Linked DNA regions of Homo sapiens: regions 2 and 3 are each linked to region 1. Evidence: chromatin loops called from intact Hi-C (ENCODE). Cell type or tissue: heart left ventricle. All regions are shown on one strand. Each heading gives the region's core, and the rest is flanking DNA. Links, peaks and the distances in the headings are about the cores only. Region 1 overlaps SLC2A5 (solute carrier family 2 member 5). Region 2 has its middle 16 kb from the start of SLC2A5. Region 3 overlaps GPR157 (G protein-coupled receptor 157).

The links. Peaks named below come from ENCODE experiments on the same cell type or tissue, not always from the same donor. Only the 100,000 strongest peaks of a DNase experiment are listed, where the experiment ranks them.
Region 2: it touches region 1 in a loop (2.2-fold over the local background); 7 of 110 quality-filtered maps call a loop at or near these places.
Region 3: it touches region 1 in a loop (2.9-fold over the local background); 9 of 110 quality-filtered maps call a loop at or near these places.

What each region holds. Positions count from the first base shown.
Region 1 is chr1:9,026,763-9,037,795 of GRCh38, reverse strand. SLC2A5 (solute carrier family 2 member 5) reads left to right here. Exons shown (of 12, transcript NM_003039.3): 12 at 7-2,690. The coding sequence ends at 210. Among named protein-coding and RNA genes, the nearest start is that of SLC2A7, 5.9 kb to the right of the region's middle. RefSeq lists enhancers at 12-91, 532-601. In heart left ventricle, for the core only: no CTCF peak of the experiment used is centred there; DNase peaks (open chromatin) are centred at 5,715 and 5,995; H3K27ac peaks cover 614 bases.
Region 2 is chr1:9,080,211-9,091,243 of GRCh38, reverse strand. It overlaps a transcript of SLC2A5 not described here and LOC124900441. Among named protein-coding and RNA genes, the nearest start is that of SLC2A5, 16 kb to the right of the region's middle. In heart left ventricle, for the core only: no CTCF peak of the experiment used is centred there; a DNase peak (open chromatin) is centred at 6,193; H3K27ac peaks cover 901 bases.
Region 3 is chr1:9,092,126-9,101,444 of GRCh38, reverse strand. It overlaps GPR157 (G protein-coupled receptor 157), which reads left to right. Exons shown (of 4, transcript NM_024980.5): 4 at 1-1,140. It also overlaps a transcript of SLC2A5 not described here. Among named protein-coding and RNA genes, the nearest start is that of SLC2A5, 27 kb to the right of the region's middle. In heart left ventricle, for the core only: no CTCF peak of the experiment used is centred there; no DNase peak of the experiment used is centred there.

The sequences.
Region 1 (11,033 bases), core at 1,766-9,765:
CCGCAGGAGGGCCTCGGCCCGTACAGCTTCATTGTCTTCGCCGTGATCTGCCTCCTCACCACCATCTACATCTTCTTGATTGTCCCGGAGACCAAGGCCAAGACGTTCATAGAGATCAACCAGATTTTCACCAAGATGAATAAGGTGTCTGAAGTGTACCCGGAAAAGGAGGAACTGAAAGAGCTTCCACCTGTCACTTCGGAACAGTGACTCTGGAGAGGAAGCCAGTGGAGCTGGTCTGCCAGGGGCTTCCCACTTTGGCTTATTTTTCTGACTTCTAGCTGTCTGTGAATATCCAGAAATAAAACAACTCTGATGTGGAATGCAGTCCTCATCTCCAGCCTCCCCACCCCAGTGGGAACTGTGCAAAGGGCTGCCTTGCTGTTCTTGAAGCTGGGCTGTCTCTCTCCATGTTGGCCTGTCACCAGACCCGAGTCAATTAAACAGCTGGTCCTCCACTTTGCTGGTTCAGCCTTCGTGTGGCTCCTGGTAACGTGGCTCCACCTTGATGGGTCAACCTTTGTGTGGCTCCTGGTAACATAACAACAACAGTTACTATAGTGGTGAGATGGAAGGAATCAAATTTTGCCAGAGAAACTAACTTGGTGGCCCCGACAGGTCTTCCGGGGCCATGGGCATTTGTTTAGAGCCAAATTCATCCTCTTACCAGATCCTTTTCCAGAAATACCTGTCTAGGAAGGTGTGATGTCAGAAACAATGACATCCAGAAAGCTGAGGAACAGGTTCCTGTGGAGACACTGAGTCAGAATTCTTCATCCTAAATTATTTTGTTAGTGGAAAATGGAATTGCTTCTGTGTAGTCAATAAAATGAACCTGATCACTTTTCAACAAGACGTGCTGCTGTTCTTTGAGCAAGTAGAAGGCAGGAGGAAGTTCCCTGCTCATTCAGGCAGTGTTTTTTTTGTTTTTATTTTTGCTTTTTTTTTTTTTTTTAAGACGGAGTCTCGCTCTGTCACCCAGGCTGGAGTGCAGTGGTGCGATCTCAGCTCACTGCAAACTCCACCTCCCGGGTTCACACCATTCTCCTGCCTCAGCCTCCTGAGTAGCTGGGACTACAGGCGCCTGCCACCACGCCCGGCTAACTTTTTTGTATTTTTAGTAGAGACTGGGTTTCACTGTGTTGGCCAGGATAGTCTCAATCTCCTGACCTCATGATCCGCCCACCTAGGCCCCTCAAAGTGCTGGGATTACAGGTGTGAGCCACTGCGCCCGGCCACTTCAGGCAGTTTGACTGCACGAGTGTCAGTTCCTTGAGGGCAGGGGCTTGGTCAGTTTTGTTTATGCCTGAATCCCCAGCATCTCGAAGAGGGCCTCTGGAGGCTGAGGTGGGAGGATTGCTTAAGCCTGGGAAGTAGAGGTTGCAGTGAGCTGAAATTGCACCCTATACTCCAGCCTGGGCAACACAGTGAGATCCCATCTCAAAAAAAATTTTTTTAATTGGGCATGGTGACACGCCTTTGGGGTCCCAGCTATTTGGGAGGCTGAAATGGGAGGATCGCTTGAGCCTGGGAGGTCAAGGCTGCCCTGAGTCATGATTGCATCACTGCACACCAGCCTGCATGACAGAATGAGACCTTGTCTCAAATAAATAAATACATGTAAGATTGAGGAAGCTTCCAAATGTCCTCACATATGTAATGAAATCTTGAGGAGTCTTAAAATCTTGAGACTGTGGTGGGGGAGGAAGGGAAAAGGAACAGGGTCTTGATATGGTTTGGCTGTGTCCCCACCCAAATCTCATCTTGAATTGTAGCTCCCATAATTCCCATGTGTTCTGGGAGGGACCCTGTGGGAGATAATTGAATCATGGGGGCAATTTCCCCCATACTGTTCTCATGGTAGTGAATCAGCCTCATGAGATCTGATGGTTCTGTAAGGGGTAAAACCTTTTGCTTGGTTCTCATTCTCTCTTGCCTGCCACCAGGTAAGACGTGCCTTTTGCTTTCTGGCATGATTGTGAGGCCTCCCCAGCCATGTGGAATGGCGAGTCCATTAAATCTCTTTTTCTTTGCAATTTACCCAGTCTCTGATACATCTTTATCAGCAGCATGAAAATGGTCTAACACAGGTCTCTCCCCAAAAATATAGAGAGCTGGAGGTTTTTCTTAGAGATATGAATAAAGGGTGTGAGTGTGAGTGTATGTGCAAAAATATGGATAAAACCTTGAAAGTGCTGAATGGCCTGTAGCAAGAAGTGATGTCTTCTCATAGATGGGTGGCAGAGGCTGGTGGCCGGGAGAGAGAGCAGTGGGACTTGGGAGCACTTTTTGTGGGTATGTAATGGAGATTCCACCAGCAACAAGCTAAACCACTCACAAGCGGGCCCAGAGGAAGTAAACAGAACACTGTGGTTGAACCATCCTTGGCCTTCTGCAGCAAGGATCTGCAGCCTGGAAGGGGCACAGAAACAACCAAAGATGAAGGCTCTCAGAGCTGAGGAGAGGCCAGGTCAGAATATCAGAAGTCAAGAAACTGCAGCACCTCTAACACAGGGGAGGCTATGAAGTTCATGGTTCTGGATGTCTGCTCCCTGGGTTCAAACCTTGGTCCTGCCACATTAGTTGTGCAACTTGGAAAGTTACTTGGCTTTTTTGTATCTCAGTCTTCTCTTCTGTTAAATGGCACTAATAGTAAATGTCTCACATGTCCATTGTGAGAATTAAATGACTTTATATGTTTTTGGTGTTTGGATCAGTGACATGTATTTAGTTTTCTTAGGTACTTTTCAGTGCTTGGGAATAAGCATTAATCTTGAGGACAAATAAACTCACAAATAAGATACAGTGAGAGGCCACTCTGCATGTATACTAGGATTGAGCAATCTAGTAAATGGATGGCAGATGGTGGGGGCCATTTCACAGTTGCAGTGGGAGGTTACAGATAAGCAGGGAGAGAGCGCGAATGATCCATGTGGTAGTAGATCACTCTCTACTCCAAGTAGACTTGGAGACCTTGGTATGAACTCACATGCAGTTTAATATAGATTCAGGCTACATATACAAATATAGATAAGTATCTACACATGGGTTAGTAAAATACAGCAGGAAGAGAGATGTGGGAGTATAGAAGGGAGGTAAGGAATTTGGAAAAACAAGTGTGATTTCTCCAGTTGGAGAAGATGTGATAGGAAAGTGAGGGATGGGCATTCCAGGCAACAGACAGCACAGAGAGGTGTGGAGGCATTGAGGGATGCTACAAGTTATTTGGTCTGAAAGTGAAGCCAGAGAGGTGGCAGGGGCTGCGGGGTGGGGGCAGCTATAGTGGATCCTGTGGGTCCCAGGAGCCAAGTTGAACTTCATTGTCAAGACAACCAGGGGTTATGTGATGACCGAGTTTCCAGGAGCACCTGGCATGAATGTGAAGGGGTGGGGCTTGGATAGGGAGACCAGCTGGTAAATAATGAGGACCCAGCAAAGCCAGCAGTAGTCAGGGCCGAATGTGAGGGAGCATTCAGAGAGTCAGTAGGATTTGGGATCCACTCAGCAGTGAGCAGTCGGGCGTCCCTGCCAGGTTTCTAATATGGGCCAATGGGGAATGGCTGGAAGAGCTGGGTGGCAGGTTTTAGGAGAAGGTCATATACTTTTTGGACACATTGAGATGGAGGAGATCATGGGACACACAGAAGATATCCAGAAGGAAGGTGGCATGTGGCTCTGGAACTCAGGGGAGCAGGGACATAAGTTTGGGGAAACCATATATCTGTAAGCACCTACTGTGTGCCAGGCATGGCTCCAGGCCCTGGGGCCAGGGTTCTGAGTGAGAGTTGCAGTGAAGAAAAGTAGATTAGCCCAAGGGGTGACAGGTGGAGAAGCAGCTGAACAGAGAGGGGAGTGGGGCTGGCTGGGGGGCAGCAGATGCAAATGTCTTGTGGGAGAGGGTTGGCCATGGTTCAGGGAACGATGGGAGGCAAGTGATGCTGCGGCAGAAAGGGGGTTGGGGAGGAGGAAGGGGGCACTAGGTGCCTGGGGGCACTGTGCAGACACTCAGTTGGCCCCCAGGAGCATCAGAGATTCTATTCTGAATGTGTCGGAAGGCCACTGGCTCACTTGAGCCAGAGAGTATCCTGATCTGATTTGCAATTTAAGAAATCATTCCAGCTGCTCTGGAGAAGAGTCTGAAGGAGCCCACGAGACAGCAAGGAAATCAGATCCTTACAAAAGATTCGAGAATAGGTTAAAACCTCGCATTTGCATAAGATTGCCCCAGGTTTGCCAACTGAGAGGATGAAAGGTGAGAGGTGGGCTGGGTGTGCTGGCTCATGCCTGGAATCTCAGCACTTAGGGAGGTTGAGGTGGGAGGATTACTTAAGGCCATGAGTTCGAGACCAGCCTGGGCAACACAGTGAGAAACCCCCACCCCCCACCATGTCTACAAAAAAAGTAAAAATAAAAATAATTAACTGAATGTGGTGATGCACACCTGTAGTCCCAGCAACACGGGTGTCTGAGGCAGGAGGATCGCTTGTGCCTAGAAGTCATGATCACACCAGTGCACTTCAGCCTGGGCAACAGAGCAAGACCTTGTCTCTAATAAATAAATAAATAAATAAATAACTTTTTTTTTTAAGGTGGGAGATGGAGCACCATCCAACAAGGGGCACAGGAAAGCCAGCAGAGAGGACTGAGCTGCCAAGCTCTGCCATTTGCTGAGACTAGAAAAAGAGTTCCCCTTGGATTCAATGACTCAGTGACCTCAGGGAGTGCTGTCAGGGGTAGTGTGGGGGCAGAAGGTAGACTGCTAGGGTGAAGACTACAACTGAGGCAGAAAAGAAAGAATGGGAGCTCTAGTTATTGTTCACTCTTCCTTCCTCCCTTTGCTATTCCTGCTTGAGTGGGTGTTATGTCACTTACAGAACACGTACACATATATAACATAAAAAATAAGTAGACATAGGCCGGGCGTGGTGGCTCACGCCTGTAATCCCAGCACTTTGGGAGGCTGAGGTGGGTGGATCATAAGGTCAGGAGATCGAGACCATCCTGGCTAGCAAGGTGAAACCCCGTCTCTACTAAAAATACAAGAATTAGCTGGGCATGGTGGCGGCACCTGTAGTCCCAGCTACTCGGGAGGCTGAGGCAGGAGAATGGCACGAACCAGGGAGGTGGAGCTTGCAGTGAGCTGAGAGTGTGCCACTGCACTCCAGCCTGGGCAACAGAGTGAGACTCTGTCTCAAAAAAAAAATTTTTTTTAAATAAGTAGACATATATTAGAGGTTTGTAGGCAACATTTTCTTACTGATGGGGAGGCATGATTTTAAAAGTTTGGAGACCACTGGGAGCCAAGCTGCCTGCAAAGATCGGTGAAAGCTGAGGCGAAATGACGCTTTGGGAGAATTAGACAATGTCAGGGGATGGTGATGGCAGCAGCCACTCCAGACGGCTGCCGCTGCCATCACACCAGCTGCAGCAGGGAGGTGCAGCCCAGGCTGCACATTCCATGGAGCAAACAGGAGCTCCCCGGGTGCCACTGCAGCCACCCAAACTGCAGCTATAGACCCTAACCTTCTGCTCCATGGAGGAGGCAGGAGGCCCCCACCGACCCCACCTCCCAATGCAGCTGCAGCCGCCCAAACCATGGCTACAGACTCAGGCATCCCCACACTCTTGGGGACCCAGGAAGGTCCCGCTGCCCTCACAGGCTTGCAAGTGCCTGCTTCTGCTGCCTGGCTTCTCCCTGCTGTCAGCGCCCACTTTGATCTCTGTGGCACTGCCAGGGCTGCATGCTCCAGAGCCAGCAGGAGCTAGGGACAAGCAGGAGCCCCGCCCCTTCTGAGTTCATGGGGGTGGGAGCTCCCCAGGTGCAGCTGCAGCCTCCACCTGCGCCCCCCACCAGATGCAGGCCCTAGGCGTCTCTGCAGTCTGCACCTTCAGGGGCCCGGCAAGGCCTTCCCACCCCTCCCCTCTGTCCCCACAGACTTGGGGATGTCTCCTCCCACTGCCTGGCTTCTCTCCACTCCTGGCACCCACTCCAGTCTCGGAGAGGGGTTGGGGCTGAGCCTGGGCACTGTCACAGCTCAGCTGGGTGTGCATACACCCTGGGAAGTGCTGACATGCCAGCCCCCTGCTGCCTTGGCCCCCTCTGGAATTTGGGCACAGATGAGTGTAAGAGGGGAAGCTTAAGGGGGGCTGAGGGTGGCTCGGTGCTGGCCTACAGGTGCCCCTTACTGCAAGCAACACGGGTGCCACAGACAGCTGTGGGAGGCAGACAGGTTCCTGAGCAGAAGTGGACAGGTCCCTGTAAGACCCCACCTTCAGGCCAGGGAGGGCCTAAAGGCTGGCGGCTGGGCTGCCAGTCCTCCAGACTGGACTGGGGACTTGTGATGCCTTTTCTGGGCCCACCTATGGCCCCCCATGGACCAATAGGCATGTACTTCCTCCCCTTTGAGGTCCATAAAAGCCCCAGACTCAGCCAGAACAGGGCAGAGGATGGAAAGACGACAGGATGACCAGCTGCAGAGAGGAGCTACCCTCTCCAGGGCCTCCTCTCTACTGAGAGCTGAACACTCGATGGGACAATCTGCCTACAGAGAGGAGCTACCTACTGTGGGCCTCCTCTGAGCTGTTCTAACACTCAATAAAGCTCCTCTTCATCTTGTTCACCCTCCACTTGTCTGCATACCTCATTCTTCCTGGATGCGGGACAAGAACTCAGGCAAAGGCTGCCACCGGCCACAGAGGTTTCTGGCCAGAAAATCAACACTTCAAAGATCAGATAACAATGCTAAGTCCCTGTGATGGGATCAAGGTCAGGACACTTGGCAGGTGAGAGATGGAGCTGAAGAGGGTTCAGCTGAAGAAGGTTCAGACCCGTTTGCTCACCACTGTGTCCACCATGCCTGGAACAGTGACTGGCACAGAGTAGGAATTCATTCAGTGCTTTTTGAATGAATGAGTCTTGGTAAAGAGGATTTTAAATGGTTGACAGCAGAGTAAGAAAGAGTGGATCTGGGGAGGAGTTGTCAGCCCCCAGGCGACATGTTCATAAGCCAAATTAGGCAGTTGGAAGGTAGGTTTGACCAGCGTTTTTCACACTTCCAGATGTCACATACCAAAATTTGGTAGACTAACATCGGGCTGCCTCTTTCCATTTTGCAAATAAAAACATTTTTTAAAAACTGGCCAGGTGCAGTGGCTCATGTCTGTAATCCCAGCAGGATTGCTTGAGCCCAGGAATTTGAGACCAGCCTGAGCAGCAAAGTGAGACTGTGTCTCTAATTTGCATATATATATATATATAATTTTTAAAAAATGAACTCCCATCACCAAATTGAGGAAACAATGTTTTAAATAAAGGGCATTTTACTATCTAGACAGGATGTAATCACAGAATAAATTTCAGTCTTTTAAATTGAATAGATTTTTCTTTGTGAAAATCTCACTCCATTGCCCTGTGTCCTGGTATTGCTTAGTGGCTTAACCACCAGGACAGAAACATCAGGAACAAGGGCAGGGCAGTGCATGGTGCACTGGCCATTTCCATTACAGAAGGGCGCTCAGAAAGGAGAGCTGAAGTTCCAATCTGGAATGTTAGTTAGACTGAGTCTTGCCCCCTTCAATCTGCTTTCTCCAGGATTATTTTTTAGTTCCTGCAGGAAGAATGAGAAAGCAGGTAGTTGGCATCCTGACACTCTCATCTGAACATTTCCTTTCCCCTCCTACTACTCTGCAGTGAATTGAGTGCTTTTTTTCTCCCTTTTTCATGTGTTTGCTTTTTTTTTTTTTTAAGACAGGGTCTCACTCCGTCACCCAGGCTAGAGTGCAACGGCACTATCTCAGCAATCTGCAAACTCCACCACTCAGGCTCAAGTGATCCTCCCCCTTCAGCTTCCCTAGTAGCTGGGACTACAGACACATGCCACCATACCCAGCTAATTTTTGTATTTTTTGTAGAGGCAGGGTTTCACCATGTTGCACAGGCTGGTCTTGAGCTCCTGAACTTAAGTGATCCACCAGTCTCGGCCTCCCAAAGTGTTAGGATTACCAGCATGAGCCACCACACCTGGCCCTAACAGTGCTGTTTGAGGGGCTGCTCTTGTCATCCTACATTCTGCACAGCACTGGGACATGCAAGTGATACATACATGGCATCTTCTGTCTTTAGGAATTTACAGTGTAGCCAGGAAGATAAACACCATGCATGCCTTTTCCCTCCTTGCACCCTTGAACTCCAAGTGGGTCACCAGAGCCATCTGTGAAAATTTGGCTAGGGTCCCTGCTCTTACCAGATGTCTTAGTTCATTTTGTGTTGCTATAACAGAATACCACAGAGTAGGCAATTTATAAGCAACAGAAGTGTGTTTGGCTCATGATTCTGGAGGCTGAAGTCCAAGATTGAGGAGCTGCATCTGGTGAGGACCTTCCTGCTGTGTCGTAACATGGCAGATTCCTTTATTTTAGCCCAGTGAGACCCATGTCAGACTTATGACACGTAGACCCCTAAGATGATAAATATGTGTTGTTTTAAGCCACTACGTTTTTGGTAATTTGTTACAAAAGCCATAGAAAACTAATATAGAGATTTTGGTATTGGGAAATGGAGTGCTGCTGTTAATACCTAAATAGCTAAAAGTATGTAAATGGCTTTAGCATTGCACAATGAGAAGAGGCTGGGAGAATTTTTAGAAGCATGCTATAAAAAGCCTAGATTACCTTGAACAGACTGTTAGTAAAAATATGAATGTTAATGACCCTGCTGGTGAGGACTCAGAAAGGAGGGAGGAGCAGAGTGGAGAAAATGCCTATCCCTTTAGAGAATACCTACAACAGGCAGGGTGCAGAGGCTCACACCTCTAACACCAGTACTTTGGGAAGCCGCAGTGGACAGATCATTTGAGGCCAGGAGTTCAACGCCAGCCTGGCCAACATGCTGAAACTCCATCTCTATTGAAAATACATGGTCAGGCAAGGTGGCTCACACCTGTAATCCCAGCATTTTGGGAAGCCGAGGAGGGTGGATCACCTGAGGTCAGGAATTTGAGACCAGCCTGGCCTATATTATAAAATCTCCTCTCTACCAAAAATATGAAAGTTAGCCAGGCATAGTGGCACACGCCTGTAGTCCCAGCTACTCAGGAGGCTGAGGCAGAACACTTGAACCCAGGAGGCGGAGGTTGCAGTGAACCAAGGCATATGAGACCACATGCCTCTCACCCCCAAGAGCGCCTAGCCCTGTGCCACCTCCTCCTCCTGGCCACTGCACTCCAGCCTGGGCAATAGAGTGAGACTCTGTCTAAAAAACAAAAAAAATGCAAAAATTAGCTGGGCATGGTGGGGCACGCCTGTAATCCCAGCTACTTGGGAGGCCGAGGCATGAGGATTGCTTGAACACTGGAGGCCGGAAGCGACAGTCAGCCATGACCACGCCACTGCACTCCAGCCTGGGCAACACAGCAACACTTTGTCTCAAAAAAAAAAAAAAAGAGAGAGAGAGAGAAAATACCTACAACATAGTCAGGAGCAGGAGCAGGATAAACATAAATAAGGACCTTTCATTCTCTCAGTCTTGTCATTTACCCACCTGTTACCACCCATGGGCAAACACATTTTCCCCCAGGTATCCTTTTTTTTTTTTTTTTTTTTTTTGAAACAGGTTCTCGCTCTATCACCCAGGCTGGAGTGCAGTGGTGTGATCATGCCTCACTGCAGCCTCAGCCTCCTGTTTTCCAGTGATCCTCCTACCTCAGCCTCCCAAGTAGCTGGGACCACGGGGGCATGCCACCATGCCCAGCTGATTTTTGTATTTTTGGTAGAGATGAGGTTTCACCATGTTGCCCTGGCTGGTCTTGAACTCCTGAGCTCAAGCAATCCTCCACCCACTCAGCCTCTCATTGTGCTGTGCTTATAGGCATGAACCACCGCACCCTGGCCTTCCCCAGGTATACTATGTGTATTCTGCTTTGATCACTTCTCTTAAAGGTCATGTTAATTAAAAAACATGTTAATGTTTCCATGTTCCCACATTTCATAATTATCCTTTGAAACAGAAGTCTGGCATTCCAATCAATTAGTTACTCCTAATTTATTCAATCATTCTCTACTTTAAAAAAAAAATGCTAGTAGAAATGATTCTGAAATAAGCACCTTTGTCCAATATTTTATTGACTTATTTAACACTATTTAGTGTAATTAGAAATAATAACTGTGTTTTTCTGAAAGTGTTTAATTTGTTCTTTCCCCCAAATGGACAATTAGTCCAAATGCACAAGAGGAGGCATATATGAAGAACCTAGGAACACACAGAAAGGAACAGCAAACACTGGGATCTACTTCCGGCTGGAGGGTGGGAGGAGGGAGAGGAGCAGCAAACAAACACTGGGAAGTGGGCTTAATACCTGGGTGATGAAATAATCTGTACAACAAACCCCCGTGGCACGAGTTTACCTATGTAACAAACCTTCACATATACCCTGAACCTAAAATAAAAGTTAAAAAAAAAAAAAAAGCCAGGTGCGGTGGCTCATGCCTGTAAGCCCAGCACTTTGGGAGGCCAAGGCAGGCGGATCACTAGAGGTCAGGAGTTCTAGACCAGCCTGGCCAACATGGTGAAACCTCATCTCTACTAAAAACACACAAAAAAAGGCTGGGTACGGTGGCTCACGCCTGTAATCCCAGCACTTTGGGAGGCCGAGGCGGGCAGATCATGAAGTCAGGAGATCCAGGCCATCCTGGCTAACACGGTGAAACCCCGTCTCTACTAAAAATACAAAAAAAAAATTAGCCAGGCATGGTGGCAGGCACCTGTGGTCCCAGCTACTCAGGAGGCTGAGACAGGAGAATGGCGTGAACCCGGGAGGCAGAGCTTGCAGTGAGCTGAGATTGCGCCACCGCACTCCAGCCTGGGCGACAAAGCGAGACTCCACCTCAAAAAAAAAAAAAAAAAAAAAAAAAAGCTGGGTGTGGCGGCACGTGCCTATAATCCCGGCTACTTGGGAAGCTAAGGCAGGAGAATAGCTTGAGCCCAGGAAGCCGAGGTTGCAGTGAGCTGAGATTGCGCCACTGCACTCCAGCCTGGG
Region 2 (11,033 bases), core at 1,197-9,196, 54 kb before region 1:
AGGCATGTTTTAGGTGCAAGAAAGCATGATAGAAGGTCTGGGATGGGAGTAAGTAGTTGGTCAAGATTTCCTTTAGTGTGTTAATAAAGGAGTTTAGCAATAATGGCAAAATTTGCTATCCATATTCAGAAATAGCCCACTAATCCGAGGAAGGAAAGTAAGTCCCTTCTTATTTTAGGAAATGGGATTTGTTGAACACGTTGCTTTTGTGCTGACAGAATATCCTGGATATTCGGAGTTATGATTAATCCTAGGTATGAAACTTTCGGAGATGTTAATTGGGCCTTTCTTTTGGATTCCTAGTACCCATTCAGCCAAAAAATTTAAAAGCTTGGTGGTGTGTTGAATACAATATTTTAGGGAATGGCTGCAAAGGAGTAAATTGTCCACATATTGAAGCAAAATGCTAGGTTGTAGAGGTAGTTGGGAGAGGTCTAATTGAAGTGCCTGACAGAAATAGTGAGGGCTGTCCCTAAACCCCTGGGGGAGGACAGTCAGGTGAGTTGTTGGGAGCAGCCTGTGTCAGGATCAGTCCAAGTGAGAGCAAAAAGATTTTGAGAGGAGGTATGTAGAGGGATAGTAAAAAAGGCATCTTTAAGGCTTATTACAGAGAAGTTGCTAGTGTTGGGAGGAATTCATGACAGGAGGTTATAGGGGTTGGGGACAACAGGATAAACAGGAACAAAAGCGGAGTTGATTTGTCGCAAATCCTGATCCAGTCTATAGGAGCCATCCTGTTTTTTAATTGGGAGAATAGGATTATTGTGGGAAGAATGGGTGGGGATTAAAATATTGGCAGCCAAAAGTTGAGAGATGATGGGCTTGAGTCCCCGTAATCCATTCAGGATTGAGGGGATATTGTAGGACCACTATATAGTGCTTAGGATTCTTCAGTGAAATTTGGATTGGAGAATGGTGGGTAGCTATTATGCAGAAGTCAGTGTTCCATACTATGGGGTTTACTTGGCTGAGGAATTTGGGATTTAAGTCTGTTTGATGTTGAATGTCTGAGGAGGGGTCTGTTCTTGACATAATAATATATAAGAGTGGCTTTGGTTTAGGGCCAATAAATGAATGATTCCCCCTAGTTTGTGTAGAATGTCCCTTCTTAATAAAGGAGTGGGACAGTGAGGAATGACCAAAAAAGAGTGAGGGTGACTCCCTGAAATGAGCAGTATAGTGGCAGTGTTTTGTTTCTTATATGCCCCTCACGCCAACAGAAACGGATGAATGTTCTAATGGGCCTTCATATTCAGTTAATACTGATAGGCTCGCCCCAGTATCCAAAAGAAAGGAAGTAATATTAATGGATACTGTCCAAATTACCCTGGGTTCCATGGACTCACTAGATGTGGGGGTGAAGAATCCCAGGGACCCTCATTCCTCCATGGGCAGTGCCAGCTGTGAAGAGATTTCCTCCTGTGATGGTCAGGGGGCTTCATTATGAGTGGCACCCAAACGGGGAAGGTGTTCCCATTGGGGGCAGTCCATTTTCCAGTGTTCCCAAAGACTGCAAGTTGGGCACAGTTTGGTGGGCAGCCAGGGGTTAGGCCAAGCCTTTGGCCAGCGTCCAGGGTTGCCACATCAGAAACAGACTCCCAGAGAGGTGGGGGAGTTTCCTTTTGGGTTGTTGGGAGACTTTTGTGTAATTGACTTTTGGACAGCAGAGGCAAGCATCTGGTATTTTAAACAGAGACGCTTGCCTTTTTGAATTTTTTGTTCCTTGTCTCTGTTGTTAAAGACACAGAAGGCTGTATTTAGGAGATCCCACTGAGATGTCTGGGGACCCTCCTCTAATTTTTATAATTTTTTCTAGATATCTGGGGCAGATTGGGAAATAAATTGAAGGTGGTGAAAAGTTTGACCTTCTCTAGATTCTGGGTCCAAATTGGTATGTTTTAGCATAGCTTCAATGAGGTGTGATAAGAAAAGGGTAGGATTTTCCTGGGGCTCTTGTGTAATTTCTCTAAGTTTTTCATAATTAGCTGCCTTATGGGCATTTTTGTCCATGCCCACAAGGAGACAGGTAATTGTGTGGTCTCTTTATCTGATGCCAGCATCTCCCTGTTGGTAAGTTCAGTTTGGGTCTCTATGGGGAACTGCATCATTAGCCACTGGATTTTGTATAGGGGCTTGATTATGGAGTTTATCTGCGTGTGTTTCAGCTGAACACCAGATGTACTCTTTTTCGTCAGGAGTGAGGGTGGAGGTTAGAATTATATGAATGTCATGCCAAGTTAAATTAAAGGATTGAATTATGTGCAGGAATTTCTTGCGATAATGAGAGGAGTTTTCAGAGAAAGATCCCAGATGCTGTTTGATTTGTGACAAATCAGAGATGGAGAAAAAGACATGAGCGCAAGGGATGCCTTTAATCCCAACCACTTTCCAGAGAGGAAGACTGGCAGGAGTGGCTTGACTGGCTGAAGTAGCTTTTGCTGTTGTTGTTGTTGTTGTTTTTGAGACGGAGTCTTGCTCTATCACCCAGGCTGGAGTGCAGTGGCGCGATCTCGGCTCACTGCAACCTCCACCTCCTGGGTTGAGGCAATTCTCCTGCCTCAGCCTCCTGAGTAGCTGGGACTACAGGCACCCGCCACCACGCCTGGCTAATTTTTTTGTATTTTTAGTAGAGACGGGATTTCACCGTGTTAGCCAGGATGGTCTCAATCTCCTGACCTCGTGATCCACCCACTTTGACCTCCCAAAGTGCTGGGATTACAGGCGTGAGCCACTGCACCCAGTTGAAGTAGTTTTTGAGTGGGTAACGGGTGAAGAATGTGGGGGAGAGTGGCAGTTGGCCAGATGCCGAACCACCACCAGGGGTGGTTGGCAAACTGCAGCCACCCAAGGGGCTGGAGTAGTTTTCAAACAGGTAATAGGTGGAGAAGGAGGAGGGAGGGGGTTTGGTGGTAAAGGCTTGGGAGCAGGAGGGGCCAGCTGGGTGTAGGGTTCGGGTGGGTGAGGAGTGGATGCAGAGAGTTGAGAATATGGAGGGGTTTTATCTGCAGGGTCAAAAGGGGTTTCAGAGGAGGGGTTCCAGAGGAAGGAAAAACCCAGGGAGGATTTTCATTAAGAAGAGGGATTTCATGAAGGGTGCAAGCTTGGCATAGGGAGGGTCGGGATCTAAGACAGAAGAAAGCCTGAATACAGGGAATCTCTTGCCTTTTGCTATTCCTGGTTGTAAAGTTGTTAAGGTCCCTGAGAATTTGAAAGTCAAAGGTGCCATTTTCAGGCCATCAACTGTCATTATCTCATTTGCACTGGGGCCAGGCTGTGTTGTAATAAAAAACTAAATGCTTTGGCTTTAGGTTCCCCCATAAGCCAAATGTTGGATGTTCCAGTTGGAATTGGCAAAGGGCCTCCTGGACTGGAGGCACACGAGGAAGAGAGAGAGAGAGAAGAGGAAGGAAGAGGGAGCAAGTGCTAGAGAGCGAAATACCTGTTGCGGGCAGTTGGAGGTGGATTCCTGAGACCTGAGGGTTTTGAGAGCCCACCGGAGAGTAGCCCTGGCCCGAGTCTCACAGTCCCCTTCAGATTAATTGTCCTCCTCACATAAATCGCTTGAAAAGTGAAACAAGAGAAAAGACAGGGCGGCTGTCCAGAGGCTCTCAGGATCCAGGAGTTAATTCAGGATGAGGGCCGCTGCTGCCCACTGCCTCTTGGGTTGCAAGAGAGCCTCTGCCGCCAACACCCATCCCGGGTTTTGGCACCAAATGTAAGACTTAAAGAAAGAAGAAAGAGGCCAGGTGTGGTGGCTCACGCCTGTAATTCCAGCACTTTGGGAGGCTGAGGCGGGAAGATCACAAGGTCAGGAGATTGAGACCATCCTGGCTAACACGGTGAAACCCCATCTCTACTAAAAATACAAAAAATTAGCCAGGCATGGTGGTGGGTGCCTGTAGTCCCAGCTACTTGGGAGGCTGAGGCAGGAGAATGGCGAGAACCCGGGAGGCGGAGCTTGCAGTGAGCCAAGATTGCACCACTGCACTCCAGCCTGGGCGACAGAGCAAGGCTCTGTCTCAAAAAAAAAAAAAAGAAAGAAGTAAGAAACACAAAATGTGGCTTGACAGTTAAGGACAGGTTTATTTTAGAGAAAACAAACCTGAAAGTGGCTTCTGGCCGAGTTAGGTGAGACAGCTCTTCTCTCTTACAGACCTAAGGATATTTAAGGGTTTTGAAAGAGGGGACTTATCATAGATTCGGAATGTTTCTATGTGAAGGAAAGTTTATTGTGGGGTTGGAATGTCTCTGGTCACAGGGGAGGCTGTCTTGGGGTTGGCATGTTTCTGGTCAGAGAGGGATTTATCTTAGGGTTGGAATGTTTCTGGTTATGCTGACATTAGCCATTAGGCTGATGTTTTGGGGCTGGATTTAGGGGTTTTTTAATCAAGTGGAACTTAGGATGGTGGTGTTTGCTCAAGATGGTGATGCTCCTGCTCTGTCAAGCACCAGTACCGTTTTCCATACCCTTATGATGGCATTCCAGAACCAATCAATAGCACCCATTCCCTAGTCCACTGCCCACCAAACTATCTTTGAAAATCCCTAACCTCAGCCAGGTGCAGTGGCTGACGCCTGTAATCCCAGCACTTTGGGAGGCCAAGGTGGGTGGCTTGCTTGAGATCAGGAGTTCAAGACCAACCTGACCAACTTGGTGAAACACTATCTGTACTAAAAAAATACAAAACTTAGCCAGGCGTGGTGGTGCATGCCTGTAATCCTAGCTGCTCAGGAGGCTGAGGTAGGAGAATCACTTGAACCTGGGAGGCAGAGGTTGTAGTGAGCTGAGATTGTGCCACTACACTCCAGCCTGGGCAACAAAGTGAGACTTCATCTCAATAAAAAAAAAAAAAAAAGAGAGAGAAAAAGAAAATCCCAGCCTCTGAGCTTTCCGGGAGATTAATTTGAGTGGTAACTCCCTCTCCCTTAGGGCGTGGCTGGCCTCGCAGCAATTAAACTCTTCCTTTACTGCAATGCCATGGTTTCAGTCAATTGACTTTGTCTGTGTAGCGGGCAGAAAGAACCCATCGGGCAGTTACACTTCAGGCAATGACTAAGCTGGAGAAAGAGCCCTTGAGAAAGTCCAGCTGTCATTATCCCTGCTAGTTAGCCTTTCTTCATTATCCAAGTGATCATGAAGATTGAACTCCCTGTCCCACTTCATATTAACTAGTTCCCTTCCTTTGTTCTCAGGGCCCCAGGCCCATCCTCAGCAGTCAACAGAGGACCTGGGAGGGAAGACTTATTCTTGTTGGGCAGTACCTGTTAATGAGGAAAGCATTTCCAGCAATTTCTTAGGACCATGATACCAGAGATGGGATCAGACCCTTCCTCCCTTCAGCTTTTCTCCCTGGCAGACAGCAGAACTCCCAGGATTTGCCTGGGCCCGTTGCATCAGGGAAAGCTTTTCAAATACCAGCAGATAAAACCTTTCTGCAGCCAGCACTTGTCTTGGCCTGGAGGGGAGCAAACCTGCCCCGTCCTGCACCACTGCCACCCCAGTGTAACCAAAGGTAAAATTCTAAGCCGCCCTCCCGACACAACCATCTGAATGAACTTCCTCCTCAGTCAGGGCTCTTAAAACTTAACCTGAGAGACTGTTTCAGGCCATAATGGAAGTGGGGTTCGAACATGCCTCATCAAACCTCTCCAGCACCAACAGTGACACAGACTTTAAGGCTGATAAAAAACATTTTGCAACTTATTCTCTCTGAAGCCTGCTAGCTAAAAGCTTCATCTGCATGGTAAAACTTTGGTCTCCACAACCTCTTATCTTACAGACATTCCTTTCTGTTTAATCCCAGGTCTTTAGACAAATTCAAACAATTATCAACCAGAAAGTGTCTAAATTTACCTATAGCCTGGAAGAACCCTCCCCCACCTTTGAATCGTCCCGCCTTTCTAGACCAAAACAATGTATTTCTTAAATGTGTTTGATTGATGTCTCATGCCTCCTTAAAATGTAGAAAAGCAAGCTGTACCCTTGGGCACATGTTCTCAGAACCCCCTGAGGGCTGTGTCATAGGCCGTAGTCACTCATACTTGGCTCAGAATAAATCTCTAAAAATATTTTACAGTTTGACTCTTTTCATCAACACCAGCACCACATTATCCCAGGAGGAAAAGCAGACGCGTGACAGAGTCAGAGAGCAGGCATAGAGTGCTGTGGCAGTCAGCCAGTGCCCACATCAACACCAAGGAGAGTCCTGCGGGTGCTGTGCAAGGCCGGGGTAAGTCAGTCCTGGTTGGGCACAGAGGCCTTGGGGCCGGGAGGAATCACTGATGCGCCACATTCAGGAAAAGCCTAGAGCAGAGCTTCTCGAACTTAAATGTGAGCTTGAACCACCAGGGATGTGGCCAAAATGCAGGTTCTGATTCAGCAGGTCTGGAGTGAAGTGGATTTTGCATTTTTCTAACCAGCTCCCAGGTGATGGGGCTGTTGCTGGTTTCCAGACCAACGGGGGCTGGAGGATGGTCTGGTTCCAGGGCCACCCAAGGGTGTGGCCGATGCTCACATGGTGTGGCTGCCCCCATAGGGCTGCTGGCTTCCAAAGCGTGTTTCTCAAGATCCTGGGTGAGATGCAAGATATGTTATCTGGATCTGGTGCCTGATGTAGTACCAGAGTCCGTGATGTGCTGGAACATGTTCAACAGGCTGGGATGGTGGGCCCGGGGCTGATTTATAGTGTGAGCTGATTTGTGTAATGTTTCTGATGCCAGTGGGCTAGAGGAGGTCCCCAAACGCCAGTGGGACCTTAACCGCAGGCAGTGTCCAGGCTTTTGACACCTTTGCCAGAAGGAATTCAAGGACAAGTCAGAAAATAGTGAAAGTACAGAGATTTATTGCAAAGCAAAAGGTACACACTCAAGAAAGGAGAGTTCGGGCCTACTCAAGAGAGAGTTGCACCCAGCAGGGTTGGGAGCTTCCACCTTTATGGGTTTCTTTAACCAAGGGGTGGGATATTTATGAAGATTCCTGGAAAAAGGTGAGGGTTTCTCAAAATTGTGGTGTTACCTGTTTTTATGCCAAATATGGATGTCCCAGGAACTGTCATGGCACTGGTGGATGTGGGTTTAGTATTATTATTATTTTTTTTTTTTTGAGACGGAGTCTCGCTGTCGCCCAGGCTGGAGTGCAGTGGCGCTATCTCGGCTCACTGCAATCTCCGCCTCCCAGGTTCACGCCATGCTCCTGCCTCAGCCTCCCGCGTAGCTGGGACTACAGGCGCCCGCCACCTTGCCCGGCTAATTTTTTGTATTTTTAGTAGAGACGGGGTTTCACCGTGTTAGCCAGGATGGTCTCGATCTCCTGACCTCGTGATCCGCCCGCCTCGGCCTCCCAAAGTGCTGGGATTACAGGCGTGAGCCACCGTGCCTGGCCGGGTTTAGTATGTGTTGTTTGTTTGTTTCTTTGTTTTGATATGGAGTTTCACTCTTGTTGCCCAGGCTGGAGTGCAATGGTGCAATCTCGGCTCACTGCAACCTCCACCTCCTGGGTTCAAGTGATTCTTCTGCCTCAGCCTCCCGAGTAGCTGGGATTACAGGCATGTGCCACCATGCCCTGCTAATTTTTTTGTATTATTAGCAGAGATGGGGTTTCACCATTTTGGCCAGGCCGGTCTTGAACTCCTGACCTCGGGTGATCTGCCCACCTCAACCTCCCAAAGTGCTGGGATTACAGGCATGAGCCACCGAACCCCGCAGGGTTTAGTATGTTAATGAGCACATAATGAGGTCCTACGTGAAACCTAGGTCAAATCCAGCGCTATGTTGATTCCAGTCGGCCTTAGCCAGCTTGGCCCACATCCTGTTTTTCAGGGCCCCTACTTCTGCAGCTATTTCAACAGTTTCCTTTTGCTAGTCATGCAAAACTGCTGCCTGGAATTTTCTATTCTCCTGCGACCACCCTGTATTATTCCTGTCTCATTTTCACCATGGCTGATTTCAAACCACTGTGGAGAAAAATGTGCACTTTCGTGGAAAATTGCATTGCTTCAAGCATACTCTTCCCGAATCAGCAGGGCCCTGCCCTTGCGTTGCCTTTGAGCTTACAGTTCTGTAAGTTGTAGATAAATGATGTCCCAGCAAAGTAGTTGTCTTTAAAACAATTTTTTTGAGACAGAGTCTTGCGGTGTTACCCAGGCTAGTATTGATTTCTTTTTTTTATTGGGGTGAAATTTACATAACATGAAATCAACAATTTGAAAGTGAACAATTTGGCAGCATTCACAGGGTTGCACAATTAATGAATAACTTCATCTATTTCTTCACCCCAAAAGGAAAAGGTGCCTATTAGCTGTCACTGCTCATTCCCCCTGCCCCCAGCCCCTGGCAGCCACCAATCTGCATTTTTTTTTTTTTTTGTCCTGTTTGCAGTACCATACATGATCATCGAACTGCTGCTAGAATGCCCACAGCTGTTACTGCAAATTCAAAACCCAGGAAAGACTTCTGGGAATTTACTTTAGGTCAGGGTTGGGCTGCCTGGTGCAAGATTGCACCCACAACTGGGCAGGTTCAAAAACATAGGAGCCTTTCCCCAGACCATCAATCTGCATTCTCTATGGATTTATCTATTCTGTATCTTTCACATAAATGGAATTGTACAATATGCAACCTTTTTCTGTCTGGCTTCTTTCACTCAGCATGTTTTTGAAGCTCATGTAGCACGTATGAGTACTTCTGTTTTTTTTTTAGAGACAGGGTCTCCCTATGTTGCCAAGGCTAGACTTGAACTCTGGGACTCAAGCAATCCTCCGACCTCAGCCTCCTGGGGAGCTGGGACTACAGGCATGCACCCCTGTGCCTGGCTCATTTCTTCTTATAGCTGTATAGTATTCCATTGTGTATGTGCCACAATTTGCCTATCTGTTCATCCACTGATGGACATTTTGGCTGTTTCCCCCTTTTGGCTATGTAAATACTGCTGCTACGAACATATGTGTACATGTATTCGCTTGAGTACATGTTTTTCATTCTTTTTGGGTATATATCCAGGAGTAGAATTGCTAGGTCATATGGTAATTCTATGTTTAACTTTTTGAGGAACCACCAAACTGTTTTTTCCTCAGTAGCTGAACCATTTTACATTCCCATCGGCAAGGTACAAGTGTTCTAATTTCTCCACATTCTAAACAACATTCGTTTTATTTTATTTTTTTTGAGACAGAGTCTTGCTCTGTCTCCCAGGCTGGGGTGCAGTGGTGCAATCTCAGCTCACTGCAACCTCCACCTCCTGGGTTCAAGCAATTCTCGTGCCTTGGCCTCCCAAGTAGCTGGGATTACAGGTGTGCACCAACACACCTGACTAATTTTTGTATTTTTAGTAGAGGTGGGGTTTTGCCATGTTGTTCAGGCTGGTCTTGAACTCCTGGGCTAAAACGATCCACCCACCTCAGCTCCCCAAAGTGCTGGAATTATAGATGTGAGCCACCTCACCTGACCACCAACACTAGTTAATTTCCCTTTTTTTTTAAGTATGATAGCCATCCTAATGTGTGAAGTGATACCTCATTTTGTTTTTGATTTGCATTTCTCTAGTGAGTAATGATGCCAAGTATCTTTTCATGTGCTTCTTGGTCATTTGCATATCTTCTTTGGAGAAAATAATCTATTCAAGTGTTTTGCGCATTTTGAATTTGGTTGTTTGTCTTTTGTTGTTGAGTTGTAAGAGTTCTTTATATATTCTGGATACCAGACCCTTATAAGATATACGATTTGCAAAAATTTTTCTTCTAGTCTCTTGTCTTTTTACTTTTTTTTTTTTTTTTTTTTTAAGAGAAGGAGTCTACCTCCATTGCCCAGGCTGGACTTGAACTCCTGATCTCTCCTGCCTCAGCTTCCCAAGTCGCTGGGAATATAGGCACATGCCACTGTACCCAGCTCATCTTTTTACTTTCTTGATAATGTCTTTTGAGGCACAAAAGTGTGGGTTTTGTTTTGGTCGTGTTTTTTTTTTTTGGGGTTTTTTTTTTTTTTTTTTCTGAAACAAGGTCTCATGCTGTTTCCCGGCCTGGAGTGCAGTGGTATGATCACAGCTCACTCCAGCCCTGACCAGTCAGGCTCAAGTGATCCTCCCACCTCAGCCTCTTGAGTAGCTGGGAACAAGGGCATGTGCCACCACCCTCAGCTAATTTTTTTTGTTTGTTTATTTGTTTTTAGTATTTTTTGTAGAGATGATGTTTCACCACATTGTCCAGGCCAGTCTTAACTCCTGAGCTCGAGTGATTTGCCTACCTCAGCCTCTGAGGTGCTGAGTTTGCAGGCGTGAGCAACCTCACCCACCACTTTTTCATTTTGATGAGGTTATTGGCAACCTGAAATAATTGAAAGGATCAGAATCCAGTTTAAAGGAGTTTATTCAAGGCCAGGCGGAGTGACTCACACCTATCGCCCCAGGCGAGAGGGATTAAAGGTCCCATAAGCACATTCCTTTAAGACTCAAAATAATTCCAGTTTCCAACAGCTTTGATTTTGAATTATTTGTTTTCACATTATATATAAGCTGGCTCCTGCACATCACTGGATATTATTTATGGCCTGCCTGGTCTCATTTTCTGTGGTCAAAGAGAGTGGTCTCATTAGGAAAGAACTTGAATAGACATTTCTCCAAAGATGTACAGACGGCCAACACGAATGTGAAAAGATGCTCAACGTCACTCATCATTAGGGAAATGCAAATCAAAACCACAATGAGAGCTCACCTCACACCTGTTAGGATGGCTACTACCAAAAACAACGATAACAGCAACCACAGCCCAGAAAATAACAAGTGCTGGTGAGGATGTGGAGAAATTGAAACTCTTATATACTGTTGGTGAGAACGTAAAATGGCGTAGCTACTGTGGAAAACAGAACGGTAATTCCTAAAAAAAATTAAAAATAGAATTATCATGTGATCCAGTGATCCCACTTCTGGGTATATATCCAAAATAATTGAAAACGGGGGCTCAGCGAGATACTTGTACACCCATGCGCATAGCTGCATTTCTCACAATTGCCAAAGGTATTAATAGAAGCAACCCAAGTAACCT
Region 3 (9,319 bases), core at 1-8,000, 65 kb before region 1:
CCAGTTACCAAGTCAGTCTAGCTGGGTGGGTAGTGCTCAGACAGAAAGGCTGGATGGGAAGGAAGTCACATCCTAAAAGTCCAGGAGGGGGCCAGGCGCAGTGGCTCACGCCTGTAATCCCAGCACTTTGGGAGACCAAGGTGGGCAGATCACCTGAGGTCAGGAGTTTGAGACCAGCCTGGCCAACATGGTGAAACCCTGTTTCTACTAAATATACAAAAAAAAAAAAAATAGTTGGATGTGGTTTCGTGTGCCTGTAGTGCCAGCTACTCAGGAGGCTGAGGCAGGAGAATTGCTTGAACCCAGAAGGCAGAGGTTGCAGTGAGCCGAGACTGCACCACTGCACTCCAGCCTGGGTGACAGAGCAAGACTCCATCTCAAAAAATAAAACAAGTCCAGGAGGGGCTGTTACTTCTTTTTAGTTTATTTATTTTTGTGAGGCAGGGTTTTGCTGTCTGGAGCATCATACCCAGTCTGGAGTGCAGTGATGCAATCATGGCTCACTGCAGCCTCCACCTCCCAGGCTCAAGCGATCCTCCCACCTCAGCTCCCTGAGAAGCTGGGACCACAGGCCTGGCTAAATTTTGACTTTTTGTAGAGACAAGGTTTTGCCATGTTGCCCAGTCAGATCTCAAGCGAGGGGCTGTTACATCTGATCAGGGCAAAAGGGGCTGTGCTCCTTGGACACTTTGCACAGCCCCAGTGGGCTTCTTTCTCCTCTGTTAGTGTGGTTAATGTTCATCTGCCTGCATCCCTGAGTCACCCAAGTGTAACCTCAGCCATAACACGTACTGCAGCCGGAACGGTGTCCGCAGCTCAGCGTCCCTCTCCCATGCACTTTCTGAACTTTGGTCTTTTAACCAGGTTTACCAGCCGCTTTCTGCCTCTTTGTGCTTTTGAGGGTTTTTTGGTTTGTTTGTTCTGTTTTGTTTTTAAATAAAGATGATTATTTGGCCCAGGCTGAGGGTGCAAACAGAACTCTTCACGTGTCCACGACAAGAAAAATAGTTTTTACAAACTTCTAGTTGTGGCATCAAAAGTGTGAGTTTTTGCACCTGCAAAATTGTAATGCAAGCCCTGACTGGGTGGAAGCTGAAGTCTTGCTGTTTTAAATTAAATAAATAAATTATTTTTCTCCTATGTGTTTGGTAAAGTGATTGCCTCCTGATGTGTTGTGCAGGGTGGGGAGGGGGCGGTTGCAGGACAGGTGGCTCGCATTGGCCTGTGTTGCTGTGGTTCCAGAGCCTACCATGAGGCTGAGACCTGGAGAAGACAGCTCTGCCCTTCTCTCTTGGCAAATTAGCTAAAGAGGCAGCCGCCCTGTTGGCATAGCCAGCTTCCCCTGAGTTGACCTAATAAAGATCATGGGGGTGGAGAGATAGGGAGAGGGTTTTAGAATACAGATTCCTGGGCTTTGTCCACAAAGTTGGTGCTTACCAGGGGAATGAAAGGCACTCCTATAGCAGGACCCTAGTGTAACCGCCCAGTGGGTTCACCTTGCCTGCTGCCTAGATAGAGCCGATGAGGGTCAACAGGTCCAAGTTCCAAGCACCCATGACTTGGGGCTGAACTTGATTAAGAGAGATGCTCCAGGGCTGAGCTGCTGACCCCTTCACCCTTCATGCATGGTTGTATCACACACAGGGTGACCCGCCGCAGCTGCATCTGCAGGCCTCCTGGTGGTCAGGGACTGCTGGGACACAGGGTCTCTTCTTGGAAGGGAGCAGCCTTCCAAACGCATCTACTGGAGCTGGCTGCCTTGCTGCGTGACTTGCAGATCTGCACTGGCCATGCAGCCCCACCTCCGGTCATAGTTTTCTTGAAACTGCTCCGCCTTGGGAATTTTGCTGCCAAAAGCTCCTAAACTTTCTTCCACTGTCTGGATTTTGTGCAGTTAAAACTGCATTGAGGAGAATGGCTTGAACCCGGGAGGCAGAGATCGAAGTGAGCCGAGATCACGTCACTGCACTCCAGCCTGGGTGACAGAGCAAGTCTCAAAAAACAAACAAAACAACAACACAAACTGCATTGAATAGCCCCTAGAAGTGGCATCTTGAATTTGGTTATTAAGGTACAACATACACAAACTTAAGTAATATTAAAATAGCAGGCCTGGTCCTGCTACTTCGACGCGACCACCCTGAGGTTTGTTAACTATTCTCTCCTGCCTTTGTCTTTGCATCTCTAAACTTGATGCTATGTGCTTACCTGGGAGAAAATGGAAGCATCCCCTTGAGGCCCTCTCCTGTGACCCTCCACTCATCAACTGCCATGCGCCTTTCCCTTTCCATCTGTCTCCCCTCAGTGACCTTTTTTCACCTCTTCCCTGACCTCTTCTCCGGAGTTCTCTTCGCCTTCCTCACCCCAGCAAATGCAGCATGCATTCAGAATCCAGGCTCCGTGTTCCACACTGCTCCACACCACTCCACACCGTTCCCTCTTGCCTGACCTCCTGCTTCTGCCTATATGCAGCTCACACCCCACAGGGTCACCTCCTTCTGCTCCCATAGACTTCTAAGCGGGTCTTTGGGATGCCACAGTCTCTGCAGAAACCATACGTTCCAGGGACCACTCTACCAGGCATTTTCCCCAGAGCCTGCCAGGCTCCTGGCACAGAGTCAGGCTGTATCCAAGGGTCAGCCCAGCATGCAGCTGAGGCTTAGGCCTTGCACATAGGAAAAGCTCCAGCAGGGGAAGCTTTGGGGGCAAGGTGGACCACTTTCTGAATGAAGCATGCGTGTCTAGTAACAATTACTCACCTGTGGGAGGAGAGTCCAGAATCCAGGCTCCACGAGGAAAAGGATTTGCCAGATGTGGTGGGGTCAGGACGTTGTCACTAGCTAATAGCTGGCGTTTCCTGAGTGCTTACCCTGTGCCAGGCCAGATATGAAGTTGCCCTTCTGCGGGCAGGATCCTGGAAACTGCACGGGTCACAGGCCCATGGAGTTGGCACTGCCTGTACACAGGACAAAGCTGGTGCTTACCAGGGAAGTGAAAGGCACTCCTATTGCAGGGCCCTAGTGTAACCGCCCAGTGGGTTCACCTTGCCCGCTGCCTAGACAGAGCCGATTTATCAAGACAGGGGAATTGCAACAGAGAAAGAGCGATTCACACAGAGCCAGCTGTGTGGGAGACCAGAGTTTTATTATTATTCCAATCGGTCTCCCAGAGCATTTGGGGATCGAGTTTTTAAAGATAATTTGGTGGGTGGGGAGGGGCCAGTGAGTCGGGAGTGCTGATTGGCTGGGTCAGAGATTAAATCATAGGGAGTTGAAGCTGTCCTCTTGTGCTGAGTCAGTTCCTGGGTGAGGGCCACAAGATGAGATGGGCCAGTTTATCGATTTGGTGCCAGCTGATCCATCAAGTGCAGGGCCTGCAAAATATCTCAGGCACTGACCTTAGGTTTTACAATAGTGATGTTATGCCTAGGAGCAATTTGGGGAGGGTCAGAATCTTGAATCCTCAGCTGCATGACTGCTAAACCATACTTTCTAATCTTTTGGCTAACAAGAAGGGGATCTACCTTGAGAAAAGGGCTGCTATCTTCTTTTTTCTAAACTATAAACTAAGTTCCTCCCCAGATTAGTTCAGCCCATGCCCAGGAATGAACAAGAACAGCTTGGAGGTCAGAAGGAAGATGGAGTTGGTTAGGTCAGATCTCTTTCACCGTCTCAGTCATAATTTTGCAGTGGCAGTTTCACTAGCAGGGTCTCAGAGTAGGAGAGAACAACATTGGGGTATTTATTCTTTTTTTTTTTTTTTTTTTTTGAGACGGAGTCTTGCTCTGTCACCCAGGCTGGAGTACAGTGGCACGATCTCGGCTCATCGCGATCTCCAACTCCCAGGTTCAAGCAATTCTCCTGCCTCAGCCTCCCTAGCAGCTGGGAGTACAGGCATGCGCCACCACACCTGGCTAATTTAATTTTTGTATTTTTAGTAGAGACAGGGTTTAGCCATGTTGGCCAGGCTGGTCTTGAACTCCTGACCTTGTGATCCACCTGCCTCTGCCTCCCAAAATGCTGGGATTACAGGCGTGAACCACCACGCCTAGTCCATATTTTTGAAGATCAAAACATATAGTTTCAGATGAGTCTTTCAGCCTTCTTGGGATTAGCAAGTCGTGATGTAATCCTTTCACACATGTGAGCACAGCATGATGAGGATTTGCTGGTGGCTAGTTGAATGAGTTTTGAGTCTAAGCTATCATTGGATGCTTTCTATTGAAGAGCTGATGAATCTTTCCAGGAAGTTCCTGGAGTGAACCATAAAGTTATTTGCAGCAGTTGTCTTGCAGGACAAGAATCTCCTGGGCATAGTGAAGTGATATTGATGAAGGCAGCCGTGTGTTTATCAAGTCATCTTACAGTAGACAAGCTGAGGGGATGGCTTTGATTCTCCAAGGAAACGAGAAGCAGGTGGGTCCCGACGACCAGGTTTGTGAACGACGAGGCTCTGGAAAGAGAGAGACTGAGTTCCAACTATGGCTCCATTGTTTATTATACTTGATCTTGGCCACAAGGCCGAGAAGTGGACTCCATCTTTTATTTATTTATTATTATTATTTTTTTTGGAGACGGAGTCTTGCTCTGTTGCCCAGGATGGAGTGCAATGGTGTGATCTTGGCCTACTGCAACCTTCACCTTCTGGGTTCAAGCGATTCTCCTGCCCCAGCCTTCCATGTAACTGAGACTACAGGCACATGCTACCATGCCCAGCTAATTTTTGTATTTTTAGTAGAGATGGGGTTTTGCCATGTTGGCCAGGCTGGTCTTGAACTCCTGACCTCAGGTGATCCACCTGCCTCAGCCTCCCAAAGTGCTAGGATTACAGGCATGAGCTGCTGTACCTGGCCCATTATTTATCCTTGTATTACTCTGAGAAAATGTTGACCTCACTCAGCCACAGGTTCATCTAAAATGGGGTGATATTGAGGCTTAAATGAAATCTAATGCTTCTAAAGCTGCCTTTGCAAAAATTATGACAGTGAGAGAAATCCAACATTGTTGATTCTGTCTTGCTTCTAAGCTCCAGGCTGTCCTTGGTCATTCCTGAGTATGGGCCAAGCTAACTTTGGGAGAAATTTAGTTTAGAGTTTAACCTTAAAGCAAGGATGATAATAGCCCTTCTCAAAACTAAACCACCTTTGTAAAACTAATGAAAGTCCACAAGGTTAGGATTATGAGAGGGGCCTGAATTCTGCTAAGATGTAGGCATAGGTAAATGACTACCAGCCATTGTTCCAGAGGTCACAAGACTTATAACCTCCCCAATTACTCCCGTAAGTAACATCACTATTGTAGAACCTAAGATTTGCTTTTTGAGATGTCTCAGACTTGTATTTCTGATGATGGCTAACTCTACCTGGACTCATGACTCAACCCATCCTGTGGCCCCACCCAGAGGAGGACTCAGCACTGTAAGACTTAAAGAAACAAGAAAGAAACACAAAATGTGGCTTGACAGTTAAGGACAGGTTTATTTTAGAGAAAACAAACCTGAGAGGGGCTTCCGGCTGAGTTAGGTCAGAGAGCCCTTCTCTCTGACAGACTAAGGATATTTAAGGGTTTTTTGGAAGGTGGGTGAGCTTATTGTAGGTTCAGAATGTTTCTATGTGAGGGAAAATTTATTGCGGGGTTAGAATGTCTCTGGTCAGAGGGGAGGCTGTCTTGGGGTTGGCATGTTTCTGGTCAGAGAGGGGTTTATCTTAGCATTGGAATGTTTCCAGTTATGCTAATATTGGCCATTAGGCTGATGTTCTGGGGCTGGATTTAGGCGGTTTTTCATCCATCAACGGGAACGTAGGATGGCGGTGTTTGTTCAAGATGGCAATGTTCCTGCTCTGTCAATCCAGTCCCTATAGTTATAAAAAGGATGAGGGGCGGCGTGTTCTTTCTGGCTACTTCCTGCTGAGGGCTGGGGGGCAGAGGGCGGAGAGTTCTTTGGTTTCGGATTAATTACAGGAGTAACTCCATTGTAGATGTTTTTGGGTAGTTGGTTGTCAGATGGCCATGATCCTGTTGGTTAAAAAGCTTTGAAAATGGTTCATTAAGCAGGGTAAGAACATTAGTCCTAGGCATATTATTAGGAGAGGGCCCAGGAATGGGATGACCCATGTTAGGATTTTGTGTTTAAACCAAGAATTTACTTGGTTGTCTTGGTATTCTCTTAGCTTTTTAGTCCTTTCTTTAAGTTTTTTTAGCAGCATCTCTTACTAGGCCCTATTGGTTGAGACAGAAGCAACATTCTTCACCCAGTGAGAGGCAGAGGCTCCAGTTTTCAGCCGTTATAAGATTTAGCCCTTGTCTATTTTGGAGGACTACTTCAGCCAAGGAGTCTAATTGGTCTTGGACTCATATAAGGCTTTGGGCCATATCTTCTAATGAATCCTGCAGGTCTGTTGACAGAGCTTTAAAGTATGTTAAGGAGGTGGGTAATCCTCCTGCTCCCAACCCAGTCCCAGAGGTTATACCTAAGGTGGCCATTAAAGGAATGACTTGGATGGCCCTCCTTTTTCTAACATACTGGACGGATGGGATGGATAAAGGCTGATTAGGAGGAACTAAGCCAATGGTGGGAGACAGAAAAACTAGGGTACAGGTTCCAGTCCAGTTGGTGGGGAGAAAAAGATATGTGTTGGTGCCACACAAAAAGAATAAGGCTTTGTCGTAAATATAGGCAGAGATATGGAAAGAAAATAAGTGAATTAAAGATGGGATATTTTTCCTTTCCTGTGGTTCATTACTCCAGGTGGACAAGGAGGAGGCCAAGGAGACACACCTACTATAGTAGAGATATAGGAGGAGTATAGGAGGAGGGTTTTTTGTTTTTTCAGACAGAGTTTCCCTCTTGTTGCCCAGACTGGAGGGCAATGGCGCGATCTCGGCTCACCGCAACCTCTGCCTCCTGGGTTCAAGCGATTCTCCTGTCTCAGCCTCCAGAGTAGCTGGGATTACAGGCACATGCCATCACGCCCGGCTAATTTTGTATTTTAGTAGAGACGGGGTTTCTCCATGTTGGTCAGACTGGTCTTGAACTCCCAATCTCAGGTGATCCGCCCACCTCAGCCTCCCAAAGTGCTGGGAATACAGGCGTGAGCCACCGTGCCCATCTGGAGGAGTTTTTTTTACACATCTAATGTGGTCAGATGTTGCGCCACTGATACTGAGCCACGGAAAAATGTGGGCACTAGGGGAAGCAGAGGTTAGGCCAGGGGGAGGGGCAGTAAAAGGAGCCGTTGCAGGAATGCTCCGTTCGCTTCAGGCAATACTTGGTAGTCAACCGGGTGAGTGTGATGGTCAGAGGGGTGCTTAACAATGATAGTGTGGCTGCATTAGTTAGAAGTTAAGAACCCTACAGGGAAACTTCCCCCAGAGGCTGAAAAGCAAATTGAGGCTTGTTGTAAAAGGGGCGTGTGTTTAGTTATGGGCCCTTCAATGGGAGGGCCTTGGGGCTTAAGGTGTTCTAGGGAGTTGTAATCGGTTTGAAATAATTTGTTGGCCTGATCTGCCCTGGAAATGGGATAATTGCCGACCAGCATGTCAGCTTTTTCCAAAAACGAAGCTCCTTTTTGGAGTTGATAGATTAGGGTTATGTTTCCTGTTAAAAGGTCATGAAGGGGTGCAGGAAGGGCTGTGTAAGCTGAGGAAGACAGCGGTAAGCACATCCAGGTCTCCGAAAAAAAGGAACAGTTAGCTTGCCACAAGAGAGATTGTGTAAGGTTTATAGAGCGTTCTAGTTTGAGCAGTAAGGAGTGGTTGTATTGGTGAGGTTGATGTGATTAGGGAATTTATATTGAAAGAAACAAGCAAAAAGAGAAAAAAGTTATTTGGGTAAGAGTAAAGTCCTGGAAAGCTCCTTGAAGCCATAGGTCCCATAGAATAGTGAGGAGCTGATCAGGATGTACAGTGGGAGTTTCATAAGCATACCACTGATGGTCTGTAGTAAGGTTGGTTAGGAAGTGATGAAAGTTTGGGAGACAAAGAGACATAAGCGGCTTATGTGCACTCCTCCTCCTTTTCCTCCAGGATTTGGGTGAGGCGAAGGGAAGTTGGTCCTGTGGAGATGTAACAGAAGGCTGAAGGGGTTTTAGATTTGGTTGTTTGGGTATGTGGTGAAGGGAAGTCTGTTTTCTTGAGAGAAAAATGATGAAACCAGCTGGGGAGTCCCTGGAGTTTTGCTGCTGTGGGTGTAGTAACGATGATCTGGTAAGGTCCCTTCCATTTAGGTGTGAGGTGGGGATTGGGGGTAGGGCTGAGATCTTTTACTAGAACCCAGTCTCCTGGCTGTAGGAAGGGATTAAAGGAGTTGGCGATGGGTTGTGGCAAGTATTTGTCGGCGTATTCCCAAATGAAATGGCGGATGGTATGCAGAAGAGGGGAAACGAGAGGGGTTTGTAGAGGTGGGGCTTGACCCTGAGGTGCAGCAAAAGGGGCGAGTGGTCTCCTATACATGAGTACAAAGGGTCTGAGCATTAGAGGCTTACGTGGGAGCGCCCAAATTTTTGGAAGGGCTAAAGGCAAAAGGGTAACCCAGTCTTTATGTGTCTGGAGTGAGTACCTGGTGAGGGTGTTTTTTAAAATGCCGTTCATTTTCTCAACCTTTCCTGAAGACTGAGGTTGATAGGGGATGCATAGCTTCCAGGTGATTTGTAGGGCTCCTGCAAGTGTTTGAGTAATTTGAGAAATGGATTCAGGACCATTATCAGATTGAAAAGAAAGAGGCACCCTGAACCTGGGGATGATTTCTGTTATTAATTTGGAGGCGACAGTAGAAGCTCGTTTGTTTGTTGTGGGAAAGGCCTCAACCCATCCCGAAAAGGTATCAACCAGAACTAAAAGAAATTGAACCCTTTTTACTGGGGGCATATGGGTAAAATCAATTTGCCAATCCTGTTTTGGAAGGTGTCCTCTGGCTTGGTGGGTTGGGAAAGAAGGGGGTATTGGAGTGGGGTGAAGCTTTTTGGCAAATAGAGCATTGATGGGAAATGGCTTTTAACTCTTCCTTTATATCTGGGGTTAAGTGTATATGGAAACTTAAGAAATGGTGTAGAGGGAAATGGCTAGTGTGGAAGAGGTTGTGAATGTCCCGTAGAAGAGTTGTTTATTCAGGGTCAGGTAGGACTAATTTGTTTTGTATGAACCAGTATGTAGGGTTTGAATTGTGCCCCCACTGTGGTTAGTTGTTGTGTTTGGTGTTCTGGATAAAAAGAGGGGATATGTTGTATGAGGGGAAATAGATATTGGGGAATTGGGTGATTGGTTGAGGCATGTTTTACCCAAGTCAGCCTCATTGTTCCCTAAAGAAATGTGGCTTTTGTCCG